Linked DNA regions of Homo sapiens: region 2 is linked to region 1. The links are chromatin loops, found by intact Hi-C in ENCODE. Cell type or tissue: mesothelial cell of epicardium. All regions are shown on one strand.

Region 1 (2,500 bases):
CTAGAATGTTGGCTTCAAAAAGGCAGGGATTTTCATATATTATGTATCTCCATTGCCTAGGCACATTGTCAGTGTTAAATAAGTGGGGACAGAAGGAATTAGGCTCAGAAGCTGAACAAGAAGTAATATGCAGTATCAACTACATCTTTACTTCTACCCATTATTTCCAAAACACTTCAGAAACCTTTGCTATAATGCTGAGAATTAGTCCTACAGTTGGTCAGTTAAATTCTCAATGTCAAACAACCACTTTAATGTTGAAAGTAAGCCATGGACTTTTGTGACAGAACAAGCATTGGCATATTACCAAAGCTAATATTCAAGTCCTGGCTATCAGCCCTATAAAGAGGTAAGAGGGGAAAGTAATGGTTAAGTCACTTTTCTTCCACTCTCATGGAACAGAGAAAGAATGAGAGCTTACAATAACTAGAATACAAGGAAACTGGCTATTTCTCCCTATAGCAAAAGCTCAGTCCTTCCAGCTGGATTTGAGAATGGGTTGCCTGAGACGCAATGTTTAAATTCACCCACGTTGGGTCAAGTATTTCTAAAAGCAGGAAGCTCTATGTCAAGATGGCTTATCACCCTCAATCTTTCAAACAAGCTCAAACTATGACCATAGTAAATTAGTAGGACAGGTGTTGGGACAAACTCATCATGTGGTTAAATAACCGTATCAAGGTAGGCAAAATAATGAAAAGACAGAGTTCATACATTATTTCCCTTAGGATATAGGCAGGAGTGTCATTAAACTCGGAAATTTGTAGCTGTTTCTTTTTCCACCAAGACAGATTTTTAAAAATCAATTTATCACACTAATATACCATGAGGTAGGCCATGCATGTGGCAGTTTAGTGCTATGGTTCTTTAAATTCTAATGATTATGATCTGATTATGCAGATTATCCTGAGAATCATTATCTAATCTACAGGTAATCTAGATTTACACTGCCCAAATGGTAGCCACTAGCCTCAGGTGGCTATTGTGCACTTGAAATGTGGCTAGTCTGAATTGAGATGTGCTGTGAACATGCACATTGGATTTTATTTTAAAATAATGTTTAAATTTTATTTAAAAATAAGAACATCATAATTCTTTATATTGGTTCTAATGTGAAATGGTATTTTGGGTATGTAGGGTTAAATCAAATATATTGCCACAATTAGTTCTACTTGTTTCTTTGTGCTTTTGTGAATATAGCTACAAGAAAATTTAAAATTGCATGTGTGGCTTGCATTATATTTCTATACAGCACTGATTTAAACCCTCAATTTTTGTCTGTTAGTGCCTGACTCATGTCCATTTTACTTTTTTTTTTTTTGGTTCTTTCAATAAACCACCCAGCTAAAGAAAAGTATAAAACCCAAATCATTCAGATTTGCTTATCTTTAAGCATCTTTGATAATTTTTTTTTACTTAAAAACATATTTTGTAGAGACAGGGTCTTACTGTGTAGCCCAGGTTGTTCTGAAATTCTTGGGCTCAAGTGATTCTTCCATCTTGGTCTCCCAAAATGCTGGGATTACAGGCATAAACTACCACTCCCAGCCAGGTTTTTCACTTAAAAAAATTGTGGTAACATATACATAACCTAAAATGTACCATTTTAACCCTAAGTGTACAGTTTAGTAACATTAAGTGCATTCACATTCTTGTACAACCAGTGACATCATTCATCTCCAGAACTTCTTCATCTGCCGAACTCCATACCGATTACATAACTCCCTATTTCCCCCATCCCCCCACCAGGCACTGGCAACCGCCATTCTACTTTCTGTCTCTATGAATTTGACTATTCTAGGTACCTCAGATAAATGGAATCATACATTTGTAGGGTTTTGTTTTGTTTTGTTTTGTTTTGTTTGTTTGTTTGTTTGTTTGTTTGAGACGGAGTCTCGCTCTGTCGCCCAGGCTGGAGCGCAGTGACGCGATCTTGGCTCACTGCAAGCTCCGCCTCCCGGGTTCACGCCATTCTCCTGTCTCAGCCTCCGGAGTAGCTGGGACTACAGGCGCTGCCACCACGCCCGGCTAATTTTTTGTATTTTTAGTAGAGACGGGGTTTCACCTGTGTTAGCCAGGATGGTCTCCATCTCCTGACCTCGTGATCCGCCCGCCTCTGCCTCCTAGAGTGTTGGGATTACAGGCGTGAGCCACCGCGCCCAGCCTTTAATACATTTTCTACACTTCCTTTTGCCTGTTACTCCGCCAGCCATCTGCTTCTACTTAGCATCATCTCTGACTCAGCCCAACTGTTCCTAAGGACTGGGTCCTACACTCAGTAGAGTCTGAAGATCATTGTACTGGGTATCAGTTGCCAATCTTTTGCTGTGGCTCCTGACCCCTTTTGTAACAGGCTCCTGGCATGAGATTGTGAAGTGCCAAGGCATGAGTATTTTCGTAAAGGGTTTTCTGCTGTGTTAAAATGATTGGAGTATGAAAAACAAACTATTGAACCTCAATGAACACAGGTCCCTAAGGGAGCCCTGTGTTCGGAGGAAGT
Region 2 (2,500 bases), 280 kb after region 1:
AAATGTAGACTTGGTCCTATCAGTCTTTATGGAGATATTATATTCATAACTACTTTCTTACCCATGCAGAGGGCTTTCTCTTAAGAACTAGGGGGTTTCATTTTTTTTTTAAGTGGGTAAAGATGAGAAAGGATAAAACTTGAAAATTATTTTCTAAAATCATTGCCTTATCTCAGAAGAATAAAATATAAGCTTGAGTCTTTTAGTTCTTAAGTTTCTCTTTTGTATTTGTCTAACATATATTTTTTCTTATTGCTCATAAAAAGATTTAAAAGTATTTTTCCAGATTTCCTCATGTAATCTCTGCTCTATTCCATAATGTGAGGAGCACATATGCTGAGTTAATTGATCACCCTGTAAACCTTGCAAAGTTACAGTCCTCTTATTAAAAAAAGATAGTGTGTGTACTACTGAGAAGCCCCATGTCTTGGAGCTTCTGTGTCTTCCACAGTCTATTTTGATCATGTGTATGTATATACACATTACACATGTACTTTTTTTTTCTGTATTGCGTTGAAAGCCTATGGAGGAATTGCACGAGGTGTATGATAGGAAAGTAAATGTCCTTTCTTCCACCTCCAACACTTTATAGCAGCCCTTCTATTTGGTATAGTGTAGTTTAATATAGCTCTAAACTTGGGTCTGTAACTCCTGAGAGCTCTGTTTTTGTGAGTTAGTGCCCAGGTGGATGATAGATTCTCCCTGGAGTGGGAGGACAGGCAGAGCCTCCTTTAGGTGATTTAGAAGATGCAAGAACGTTTTTATCCAGAGGACTGAGGTGGCATGAATGTGAAGGTTGACCTAAAGAATTACCTGGGTCATCACAGTACCTGTAGGAGTTTGTGGTGCCCGGAGGATTTATTAAGTAGGAATCTTGTGCAGTGTGTCATATTTGCCTAATCATGGAAGTCTCCTGAGATGCATCTCAGGCACCTGGGAAACTGTATTTTTCAAAAGCACCCCAGGTGATTTCCTGGGTTTTAGTAGAAGCTACTGGGCCCTAATTCAGCCTTTGTTGTCTTTTGGGAAGTCATCAGGTAACCTGGTTATGCCCATACTAGCCCTTGCAAAGAAAGAGACATAAAATTTGCGGAAGTCAAAACAGATGTGGATGACACAGAGGTTCCAGGAGATGGGACTTCCGGTAGTCAGTGCTTAGAGTGGTAGGGACACCCATTCTCCTGGCTTGGAGTGACTGAGACTAGAATTTTGTGTAGCATTCTGATTGGTGGCATAAAACAAAAGTCCCAAGTTCAGTGACTTCTTGGCTTTCAGGGACGTCCCAGTTAACTATTGCTGCATACTGTCAGAGTTGAGAGTGGGTCTTCCATTTTTCTCTGATGCACATATTCTTTTAGCCTTCTGTTATTTTCTCCATAGAGGGCTACAGGGTACTTTTAATCCTAAGGGTGCATTTGATTACAACAAGTTTATTTGTTTCTCTTAAATGGAAGTACTTGGCCAACTCCTCTTTGTATGTGGGAGGTCTCCAGGCAACTGTGAACAACTTTTAAAGGCTGCTAAGAGGTCAAGAAGTACTTTGCTGAGTCTTGTTCTGTCTCTTTAAAAACAGACTTCTTTGTCTTGCTTGGGCTCAAAAAGTATGTTTCTTCCTTGGCTCTGTCTTAGGCTTTCTGCTGCTGCTTTGGAGTGATCACCCACCCTCCTTATTTTATCCTACAGCCCTCTCCCTGATACGTAGTTAGATTCTAGTCTATTATTTTGCATGCAGGGCCATTCTACATAAGCCTTCTACCCTGTGCCATGTGCGAGTGCCATGTGTTTGAAAGGGAATCCCATCATCCTCATTTTTCTGTGTCTCCAGTGCCTGTTAGAATTCTGAACTCTCAGATGTAATCTCGTAGTCACCTGTAACTCTTCCCTTAAACCACAGAGTGTCAATAAATGGTAACTGTTTTCTTCATCAATAAATGTCAATAAAGAGTAACTTCCTTCCTCACTTAGATCTAAGTGATCACCAAGTCTTGTCAGTTACTTGTTTGACTTTTCTCTACCTCTTCTTTCTTGATTCCTAAATTAACACCTTCTATTTCTCACCTCCAATTCATACTGAAATCTATCTTCCTCTGCCTGCCAGACTCATCTTGCTCATTTTTTCTCTATAAAATGGGAATAACTGTACCTGTGTCACAGGGCCATTGTGAGAATTAGACATACGTAATGTAAAGTGTTTATTGTATTGCCTGGCACAAAGTAAGTATTCAGCAAATGGTTAGCATACTCTGCTTCTTACCTCCTGCTAAATTTGACTATCTTTCACTCCACCTGCGTCCAAACCTTGGCAGTAGCAAAGTATATAGCCAAAAATACGGGACATGGAACCTTTGGTTTGATCCTTGGTTTGAACCTCCAGATTCCTGCTTACCATTTATTCTCTTTTGGGAAAGTACGTCAGTTTAGTTACTGACCTATAAGGTTTTTAGGAGTTCAGAATGAGATAAAGTATGTAGAGAGAATGCTGCCTTCACAGGCAGTCACG

Evidence for each region. A loop is a pair of places that touch in the nucleus more often than their neighbours do. Peaks named below come from ENCODE experiments on the same cell type or tissue, not always from the same donor. Only the 100,000 strongest peaks of a DNase experiment are listed, where the experiment ranks them.
Region 2: it touches region 1 in a loop (23-fold over the local background); 6 of 110 quality-filtered maps call a loop at or near these places.

What each region holds. Positions count from the first base shown.
Region 1 is chr2:190,376,494-190,378,993 of GRCh38, forward strand. No RefSeq gene overlaps it. Among named protein-coding and RNA genes, the nearest start is that of MFSD6, 31 kb to the right of the region's middle. In mesothelial cell of epicardium, no CTCF peak of the experiment used is centred here; no DNase peak of the experiment used is centred here.
Region 2 is chr2:190,656,549-190,659,048 of GRCh38, forward strand. The region is part of intron 3 of NAB1 (NGFI-A binding protein 1); the gene reads left to right. Among named protein-coding and RNA genes, the nearest start is that of NAB1, 8.7 kb to the left of the region's middle. In mesothelial cell of epicardium, no CTCF peak of the experiment used is centred here; no DNase peak of the experiment used is centred here.